2 separate regions of the Homo sapiens genome follow, and region 2 is linked to region 1. The links are chromatin loops, found by intact Hi-C in ENCODE. Cell type or tissue: endothelial cell of umbilical vein. All regions are shown on one strand. Links, peaks and the distances in the headings refer to the core of each region. The heading gives the core; the rest is flanking DNA. Region 1 overlaps SH3RF1 (SH3 domain containing ring finger 1). Region 2 overlaps SH3RF1 (SH3 domain containing ring finger 1).

Region 1 (5,387 bases), core at 124-5,123:
CCACTGGTCTATTTAGAATCCTTGATGATTTTAGGAACATGTAATAGATTTGTTTTGTGGAAAAGTTAATAAGTCCATTAGGCCACTGGTGTGTGGAAGTGATCTGTAAAGAAATAAATTCCTTCAGTTCCCACATCAGCATATCACAAAAAACCATATTGTGGGTCATTTGGAATTTTACAGATCTCTTCAAGGAGCAGTTCAGAATGGTTTCTAAGAGTGCTAAATCTGTATCTTGGTGCATGGGTTTGGCTGGCATGGATTTGGACAGAGTGGGCCAAACAGAGCTAATTGAGGTAGGGAAAAAAACAGGCCATAATGGTGAATAGAGTTATTTGTCACCGAGTTTGTAATGGGATTTTCAATTAATTCATGCAGGCTTCCAATGCCTTACATTAGCCCTGTCAAGATGAACTACAGCCACATCTAAAATGCCATCCCCTATTAAACGGTACATGTCAGTGAATTTGTAATTTCTTCTGTTCAACCAGAAGATGAATGGATTCTACTCAGAAAACAAATGTGTGCTTCAGAAATGCACATTTCAAAATCCTGAACACTTCCTAGGAGGAACATTCTTTGCATTGTTATACAGTGAATATGTATTAAAAATGTAATTGCTATGTGAATTCATCTAAAAGGGAAAGCATCCAGCTGTGGAGAGACAAATGCATTGTCAGGTGCCCCATTTCACTGGTAAAGAGGCTTTTTACACTGGGTAATGATGACGATGATGACAATGATGATGGTTCACACATGTAGCATGTACTGCCTGCTGGGTCATTTAAGGTGTGGCTTATATATATGAATTCACTAAATCCTCACAACAGCCCAAATGAAGAAAGAGGCACAGCGAGTTAACCTGCCCCAAATCACAGAGCTAGTAAATGGGATTCACACCCTGCAATCTGGCTCTGGAGTTTGTGCTTCCAGCCAGTACCCTATACTGCCTGATCAGAGTCTCTTTAGCTATTGTACAAGAGATTTAGTATAGTACTTGCCAGTTCTCTCTCTTTCTCTCTCTCTATCTCTCTCTCTCTGTCGATTGCTGTGTTTTACTATTATTTCCTCAAACCTATTTTTGGAAATGTTGTTAAGCTGTGATAACTAGCCTTGAAGAAATACATAATATAGTGGAGAATATAATGAGGCATCTGTGAGGGTAGAGAAAAATTAGAATTCTTCTTTCCCCAGAGTTGGACACTAATGTAATGTGACCAGAGTACACAGCGTTGTGAATGACCAGAGTTCTTGGTGGGCATTTCCTTTCTGGGCACAGCAGAATTGCTTACAAGATTAGGTCAAGGCAGAGTAGCAGAAGTGACGCCATTGGAGGCCAGATCTTAAGACAGAGTCTGAAAGTCAGAGGTCACAGGAGGGTGTCATTACTCTGGAAGGCTCAACCCCTGTCTTCCCAGGACATTGGCCTCTCAGGGAAGTTCTAATTAACCAACTACAACATCACATGGACTAAGCCAAGGCAAGATGATTGCCAATAGCATTTTGAGAGCAATAATTAATATTCCTAAACAAATGTTTAGCAAAACAAATTTGGCTTATAGGTAGTCCAGACTCTAAGTCTCTAAGTAGAAACCAAACTAATTTTTGAAAATTGTGTTATGAAGTTCTGTTGCCATCAAGGGTATAAAACTTTGATCCACTTTTTACAGGTCGGGGGGCAGACAATGATATAAGTAATGCTAACTATATTGCTCTACTTCATTGGAAATATTAAACTTAAAAAATATTCAACTAGTTGAGGCCTGTGCTTTGCACATAGCTCTCTGCCTGCCTGCCCACTTCACGTCCATTTTCCACACTACTGCCAGACTGATCTGTCCGGCACATAGGACCTAAGTCTGTTTGTGCATTAAACATGGAAATGACTTACCATTACCAGAAGAACGCAGCAATAAAAACTCTTTCATATGTTATACAAGACCCTCAATAAACTGGCCTCTGCCTACCTCTCCTTTATGTTCCGTAATTCTTATCCAGGAATACTGCATTCTTTATGCTCCCCAGTCCCGCTGCACATGTGACTTCTTACCTCCAGGTCTTTGCTGGTGCTGACCCCTCTGCCTGGAATGCCCTTACTGTTCTCTTTCATTCATTCACTCCAACCTTGACAACTAATTCCTGTGCATCCTTTAAGACTTGGCTCATGTGTCACTTCCTCCAGGAAGTGTTTCATTTTCCTACTCACCAAACACGAGAGACCTATGTTTTTTGTCCCCATAAATGGTGTGCATATCTTTATCATTACATTTATTACACTGTATTGTAGTTATTACTAATATCCTTTAAGAAAAGAACTGTCTTATTCTTCTTTAAGTCATCAGCACTTGCACATTGCGTGGTAAAAAGTAAAAGCTTGCACTGGGTGCGATGGCTCATGCCTATAATCCCAGCACTTTGGGAGGCCAAGGTGGGTGGATCATTTGAGGTCAGGAGTTTGAGACCAGCCTGGCCAACATGGCGAGACCCCATTTTGTAAAAATACAAAAATGAGCCAGACATAGTGGTGCTTGCCTGCAATCCCAGCTACTTGGGAGGCTGAAGCGTTAAAATCACTCAACCCAGGAGGCAGAGGTTGCAGTGAGCCGAGATTGCACCACTGCACTCCAGCCTGGGCAACAGAGCAAGACTCCGTCTTAAAAAAAAAAAAGAAAAAAAAAGTAAAAGCTTGATAAATGTTTTCTGGAAGAGTGAATAAATAAATAAAGACTCCAAAAGCAGGAGCCCTGTAATCTTGTTCAGGGAATTATTATAGACATGTTGGATTTGCCACTTATCTCCTGAATCAACGATATGCAACAGCGCTCAGAGAGGCCAAAGATCTTAAAGTGACAACTGATGCTCAAGATTGGGCACCCCCAATGCCGTTGAAAAGTATCATATTAATCAGTTGATGATTAAATTGCACTGGGGTTTATGTACACAATTTTAAACTTGTCATTTAAAACAGTAATGCAATGCAGGAACATTAAATTCCTCATCTCTTAGCTTATCAGCCTAACAATGTGCTCTCTTCCAGGAAAGAGCAAAGTTGAATGATCTTAGGCTGTAAAAGACCACGTGTCTATACACTTACAGATTATAAACTTGGGGATGGCAGGTACTGTGACTGTTCACTCACTGCTGTATCCAGGAGTAGACCCTCATTAAATACTCATTGAGCTCATGAAAGAGTAAGACCTACTGCCCACATTAAAAGCAATATCAGGAAGAGATTTGCCTAAAAGCCGAACTCTGATTTTTATCAACCAAGCTTAAAAGCAGTTTAGTAAATTAATAAATTTGGTTTAAATTTTTCCCCTCAGTATCTATCATTTCTCCTCAGTGTTTATCATTTATCCTGATGAATAAAGTAGTTAATGTAGGAAGTTAAGCTTGTTTTTTATGAGTTCTTGAGAGGCAGACCTGGCAGTCATGCTTTCATATACTGATAACCTCAAAGAAAGAAGGCAAAACACCCACCAAGTTAAACTTAAGAATAGAAGCCTAAATCATGGCTGGTGCATGGGTGTCGTACTGTTCTTATGTCACTATGGACAATTGTTTTGTGTTTTCTATTTATTGGTAACACATATATATTGTTTTTGTGTGAGATTTTCTTCAAGGGTTACAGTGTGGTTTTGACTTTGACTTTAAAACAATGACAACGCAGTTGTATTTTCAGAGACATTTTAAGACCATTATTTTATTAAAATTCATCCCTCTTTTTTTTTTAAAGGGTATACCTCAGTTACCATGTGCCAAAGCATTATACAACTATGAAGGAAAAGAGCCTGGAGACCTTAAATTCAGCAAAGGTGACATCATCATTTTGCGAAGACAAGTGGATGAAAATTGGTACCATGGGGAAGTCAATGGAATCCATGGCTTTTTCCCCACCAACTTTGTGCAGATTATTAAACCGTTACCTCAGCCCCCACCTCAGTGCAAAGCACTTTATGACTTTGAAGTGAAAGACAAGGAAGCAGACAAAGATTGCCTTCCATTTGCAAAGGTAAAGGTAGAATGTGCTTGTTTTCTGTTTGCCAGCTCTACCTCTGTACCCAGATACATAGAAATATAGCTCGTGTTGCCTTTTGCAAAAAAAAATACAAGTTTTGTGTGAACTACTCACTATGCTTCTGAAAATGCCTAGAAGCAGTCTTTAAGTCACAAGGAAGGTAATTTTATGCACAGACTTCTTATATGAAAGATTATCTTGGTTGATGCTCTATGTGGTATCATTTTCATATTTAGAGTCTGAATTTATTTCTAAGCCACTTTAAAGGGTGTATGCACCACTCAGGGATTTTAAAGTACTGAATTATGAATAACAAAATGAAATGTCATTACTTTCATATTTTATATGTAAAATTCTTTGCCTAAAAGCATACAGGAATATATCTGCCGAATTGATAAAATGGTTTGGAGTTTTAAGCAGAATTTTGTGATTTTTGTGGAGAAAAGCGGTAGGATGTACATTTGAGTAGGCATTTGGTTTATTTTCAGAAAATGAGGAGCATCTGAGAATCAATCTAAAACAAACTCAGGAGGCTAGGGTAGGTATCATTTGAGGTTGCAATTTGTAGATCTTAAGAGTTAGCAGCCAGCTCCCTTGCATAGGAGTTCATAGCTTTGTAACAGTTGGAAAGGACACCAGGTGGGCTGGTAGCTACCGTTTAATTCATGAAAACATTTAATCCATGTACTAAAGATATGTCATAGCATTTTTATTCATGTACTCTTTAAAACATGAGTCTCTTTATTGAAAAGGAAAATTAAATGACAAGCTTAATGGTACAGCTTAATGATCAGGTAGATTAATGATTTGCTGTTTCTTCAGGATGATGTTCTGACTGTGATCCGAAGAGTGGATGAAAACTGGGCTGAAGGAATGCTGGCAGACAAAATAGGAATATTTCCAATTTCATATGTTGAGGTAAATTAATCTGTAGAAACTTGAACTGTGTTAATATTCAGCTTACTAAATAAATCTTAATTATGCAATTTGAGTATTAAGAAGTCCTCACAACAAAAAGCACCAGGAATGCCCTGTTACAGATCACTGGACAGATCAGGAAGAATTCCTCCATCCTATCCAACAATTATTGAAGACAGTGAGATACTTGAAACTCTTTACTTTTTCTCCCTGCTAAAAGCATTCCTGTGTCTTGTTAAATGTCACTGTATGCTTATTGTCAGTCACCTACACTATTTCCTGTTTATTCCATTTGCTGGCTTTGGTGGGAGTAGAAAGTTGATAAAGTTCTTAAGTAAGATGGAGAAAAGTTTATTTGTTTATTTTTTACTTACTTCTTTGGTTACTTGCTGCATCAGCAGAACCAGAATAGTGATATGCAAAGTAGGGCTTCAATAAATATTTGTTAAAT
Region 2 (5,387 bases), core at 305-5,304, 97 kb before region 1:
TGTGTGCTCTGTGATTCCTGCTGGACAGAAAGTGTCTGGTAATAGGAAAAGCAGGAGATTTATTATCAGGCAGAACTTCCTCTGTTCCTTGTTATCTGTGTGGCTCTTGGGCAAGTTACTTCCTTACCTAATTTCTTCATTTGTAGAATGATGAAGAGCTGCTTTCCAAGTTTGTGAGGATTACATGAGATAAGGAATCTCAAATGCCCAAGACCTAGTACATGCTCAGTAAACATTAGTATCTTCAGTTTTCCCTCTTTCTAGAAATTAGAACTTTTAATACCATATCACAGTTATATTGTAAAATAAACTCTGGGGCAAGTGGATTGGCTCACATCTGTAATCCCAGTGCTTTGGGAGGCCAAGGTGGGAGGATCAGTTGTGGCCAGGAGTTTGAGACCAGCCTGAGCAACATAGTCGGATCCCCATCCCCCTTCTAAATTTTTTTTTTAAATTAGCTGGGCATGGTGGCATGCACCTGTAGTCCGAGCTCCTCAGGAGGCTGAGGCTGGAGGATCGCTTGAGCCCAGGAGTTTGAGGCTGCAGTGAGCTGTGATCTTGTCACTGCACTCCAGCCTGGGTGACAGAATGAGACCTTGTCTCTAAAAGAAAGAAGGAAAGAAACAAACAAAACAGACTATTGGTGTGTATGTAGTCTGGTAATTTAATTAATTAACACTTATATGTTAATACCATAGAACATTTCGTTCTGTTTTAAACAGCTGGCTTAAACTTCAGATACCCAAGCTGTTCATAAATTAGTGACTACATAAGATAGTTCTGGTTTTACGACTATAGTGTGACACTGGTTGAGTCAGTCAGCTTCTCTGGGCCTCATCTGTAAAAGGAAATGGAGAGCAACATTATCTATACTCCCTCCCTCCCTCTATTTCTCCCTCCCTTCCTTCCTCCTTCCCTTCCTCCCTTTCTTCCTCCCTTCTCCCTTTCTCTCTCCCTCCCTGCCTCCCTCCCTTTCTTCCTTCTCTGCCTCCTTCCCTGTGATTGGGGAAAATAATAGCTCAAGTAATTTTAAAAAAATTCAATTTAGTTATTTCTTTAGCATATTACTAAAGACTTAGACTCCTAAGACTTTCCGTAAGGGAAACTAGATGTGCTTTGTAGTGCAGTCCTAATTTTTAAAATTTAAGGAGCCCAGGCATGGTGGCTCACGCCTATAGTCTCAGAACTTTGGATGGCTCAGGCGGAAGGATTGCTTGAGCCCAGGAATTTGAGACCAGCCTGGGCAACATAGCAAAACCTCATCTTTACCAAAAACAAAAAAATTAGCTTGGCATGGTGGCTCGTGCCTGCTCTCTCAGCAACTTCAGAAGCTGAGGGGGGAGGAACGCTTGAATCCAGGAGGTCGAGGCTGCAGTGAGCCATGATCACGCCACTGCACTCTAGCCTGGGCAACAGAACGAGACTCTTGACTCAAAAAGAAAAAAAAAAAGTAATGTTAGGAAAGATTATTATGCCCATTGTTAAAACATGGATGTTTTAATGCACTGTTGGATAGATGGATGGATGGGTGGGTCAGTTGATCTATCTGGACTCTGTGTGTGTGTGTGTGTGTGTGTGTGTGTGTGTGTGTGTGTATGTGTGTATGTATGTGTGTATGTATCCATGCATATGCACATGTGTGTAGTGTTTTATTCCTTTGTGACTGATTTTTGCTTACCCTTCCCCAACCTTGCCCACCCTTCCCCTCACTTCCATACCATTAAGATTATGTGGCTTAAGTAGTTATTACTGGTCAGTTTTTCCATGTTTTGGTTATTTTTTAATAGCTCATATCTAGAGCAGCTGATTTCCCTTTTAAAAAAATTGTGACATATATAAACAGATATAAACAAATGCATTTATGTACTTTACTGATGCATTTTGCAAATGCTGCAACAGTGAAGAGCCTTGCTATGCTTCAAATTTCAATAAATTTATATATTTTTTAATGGAGTTTCTATTTATAGTTAAAATATTCACGTACTGATTTTGTAGCTAAAATATTCATGTACTGTTTTGGGTAAGAAACGACACTGGGTGAACATTTTTTGAAAATGGTCATCTACTGGGTTTTTAGAAAGTCTCTTCTAAAGGACATTTCAAAAGCTTGTTGATACAAACTTATTCCAGTGCCTTACCATCTTCCTAGCCAGAGGAGGTTCTTTTTTCTGTTAAACATAAATTCCTGTCCTTGCAATGTACTCTCATTCCTTTCATCCCATCCTTAATGGAAAAGAGGTGCTCCCCTGTACCTCTTCTTCCTGACCTTGCAGGCTGTGGTGCAGCCCTGACCTCCTCTCTTTTTATCTGGACTGAATAACTGAGTTTCGTTTACATGTCCTCATAGGACCCATTTCCTAACATTTTAATCATTTTAGTCACTCTCCTTTGGACGCTATCCAACCCCTGCTTGCTGTGCTTGGGTTCAGGTCCAGAAGAGCTCTTAGTGTGGTGATAAAGTTCTGAATGGGGCTTCAAGTTGTGGAAGGGCTGTCATGGGACCCTCCTGCTCCTTGTTTTTACATCCTCATGTTATGTACCTTTAAAAATAACTCACTACGTTGCTGGTTCATGCTTTGCCTAGATCTCAGATTTTCTCTTTTCCTTAGATAAATTCAGTTTCCCCCATCTCTCGAGTGGTTAGTTTTTACTACCCTCCGGATTAAACTTGTTTCTGTAATCTTTACGATAGTGTCAGCAATTGGCCACTATCAACAGGAATTGAAAAATGCCAATCCAAAATGCAATTGCTTTAATACATATTTGTGATCATATGGATACCTGATCTTAAACACATATATACCTTGTTTATTACATTTATTTTGAATATTCTCTGGCCCCATTTGGTATTGTTCTCTAATTAATTGTGCTTTAGTGTTGTCTCCTGTACCAAGTTATAAGGAACTTGAGATCAGGAGCTCTTTTGAATTTTATACCTCTTTTCTGCTCATGACTGTGGAAAAAGTAGTAGGTGGTCAGTTCAGTAAATACTTCTTGATGGAACTGATAGATGACTACTCACATTCCAGAATTCCAAGGTCCATCGGAACACATTCACATCCTTGTAAGTTGGAGTGTCTAACCACATGTATATTTTGGTAAGCTTATTCACATTCATCTTCCCACTATTTAAGTCAGCAATGACAGTAGTACTCAAAGGCTAGGTAAACCCTTATGAAACTTGACTGTAATTGGATATTGAATAACAATTCTCTTGAGAATGGCCCTTGAAACATTTTGGTTGCACCCACCATGGTGGTCTAGAAATCATGTTTTCCTAGTTTATTAGAAAGAATGTTCTGCTGAGTTGAGTCAAAAGCCTTATAAAAGTTAAAATATGTGATATGTTATCTCCTATCCCCCAGGCACATCATTCTGACATAGAGGAAAATGAAATTGATCTAATAGGAATTGGCTGTCCAACTGTCATGTTGATCTTTACCAAACACCTTATAATTTCTCTGCTTGCAAATCTTTTAGAATGCAAAATGTTACATGTATAATGGCTTCTTTTGATGCAGATCATCTGTATACTAAGTAATTCCAGAGGTGGGTAATCCTGTGGATGGTAGGAAGCACAGGTAATGTGGTTAGCAATAGCACCTCTACATTTTGAATCCTATGAGAGGCAACATGCACATTCAAAATTAAATTAAAATTATTGAGAATGGAGCGGAAAGAGGGAAGAAAAGGGCAGTTAGAATAAATTAGTCCCAAGGGATCCTTTCCAAGTCTCAAATCATAAGCCAGCCAGCTGTGATATGAAACATGACAAAAGCCCATGGGCTCTCTAGCTCAGAAAGCTGCAAGGCTGGATTCTCTGTGATTGTTAATGTATCAACAATTTAACTATATACATGGAAATACCTTGAGTTATTACTTCTCTCAGGAGACTAAGCTATCTGATACTTACAAATAAGTAACACTAGGTCTACCTAACATTTCCTTATGGATTAAGAAGAATGGCAGATTTTGAGAAGCAACATGCTAGGAAGGTTTGGTAACTTTAGAAATGTGCCACGCTGTGGTTTCTAGGTATGCTATGAATGAAGAGCTTTGTGTGTAAGAAGTGGGAATTCTATGTGAATATTTATTATGTAAATTCTCATGTGTTACTAGGTTTATTTAAGTTTCTTCTTTGCGATCCAAACTTTTCCTTGAGAGGCAAGTTTATTTTTCACATTAACCTGATATGTAAATTTCTCAGTCACCCCCACCTCCCACCCCTAGGGCTTTTTTCTCCATCCAGTTTCATGGTATCAGGTCAGTATTTGGGCAGAGGGTGTTTATCATTAACAACTAGCTAGAGTCATATTTTTGTTTAACTTCCCCTTTGCTATAATCCACCCATCCTGCCTGTTACTGTGGGTTGTTGCCAGTTTAGGATTTATTTAACATGCCTTATGTTCAGTGATATATGTTGAAATTTAGAATGTATGAAAAAAGAGCCTGTGTTTTGCTTATGAATACGTCAGTCCATCAGCACGTATTTATTCTCTGTCCCTGAACTGAAGGTCATCGTTTCTTGGCAGCATTACTAGACATACTGGGATATTAAGCCAAAAAAATAGAATAGGTTGGTTAAAGATAGATTGAGGCAAAAATTGATTCACAGTTTGATACTTAAAACCAACTTTCCTGGTCAGTTGACTATTATCTGGCAATCAGGCAGAGTTGCTAATTATTGGCACCCAGGTGCCAGATGGTAGGGAGTAATTAGATTACAACTATCTTATCTATCAGTAGCTTTAGAATGAGAATAGTAGCAATTTTCATAGCCCTTTTCAATGGTCATGAAAACATTTTAAAAGCTGATCCTATGGAATATTGTATATCTGACTCCAGAAAGTAAATTTTTGACACATTACCTTGGGGAAAAATATGTGACAAGATATTTTATAATCTTGAAAGAGAGAAGTAATATTTTAGCAACTCTGTGTCCTGTTTGTTGCATCTGGGTTAGCCATGAATGAATTCATTCTGTTCTCAAAGAACTTGTTTTGCATTGATATCACTGTTTGAAAAAGTAAGCTGTGATAGAATTCATAAGCTGGAAAACTCAACATGCTATAAAATGTGAAAACGCAGGCCCTCTTAAGTGCAACCTGAAACAAGAGTGAATTGCCTTTACCTAGCACATCTCACGTGGTTCTTGAGTCGCTGCGGAACATACCAGAGTCCTCGCTCTTGTAGGCACACCACCTATCTTTTATAGGCTTCAACTGAAAAATACACTTAGTTGGCACAAACACATGTATGATCAAAGGTGATCTGAATAAAATATAGTTTTGATTGATGAATATGCAAGGCTTTTCTTTAATGTTTGAAGGAAGAATGATATCACAGTTTTGTTAATAAAATAGAGGTTAAAGAATGGAATTGTTTCT

What was found. Hi-C counts contacts between places; a loop is a spot of excess contacts. Peaks named below come from ENCODE experiments on the same cell type or tissue, not always from the same donor. Only the 100,000 strongest peaks of a DNase experiment are listed, where the experiment ranks them.
Region 2: a loop joins it to region 1, with 2.4 times the contacts of the local background. A loop is called at or near these places in 4 of 110 quality-filtered maps.

Annotation. Positions count from the first base shown.
Region 1 is chr4:169,155,029-169,160,415 of GRCh38, reverse strand. It overlaps SH3RF1 (SH3 domain containing ring finger 1), which reads left to right. Exons shown (of 12, transcript NM_020870.4): 3 at 3,737-4,012; 4 at 4,841-4,936. Among named protein-coding and RNA genes, the nearest start is that of SH3RF1, 110 kb to the left of the region's middle. In endothelial cell of umbilical vein, for the core only: no CTCF peak of the experiment used is centred there; a DNase peak (open chromatin) is centred at 2,175; H3K27ac peaks cover 3,048 bases.
Region 2 is chr4:169,251,831-169,257,217 of GRCh38, reverse strand. The region is part of intron 2 of SH3RF1 (SH3 domain containing ring finger 1); the gene reads left to right. Among named protein-coding and RNA genes, the nearest start is that of SH3RF1, 16 kb to the left of the region's middle. RefSeq lists an enhancer at 4,849-5,387. In endothelial cell of umbilical vein, for the core only: no CTCF peak of the experiment used is centred there; DNase peaks (open chromatin) are centred at 2,387, 3,037 and 4,507; H3K27ac peaks cover 2,949 bases.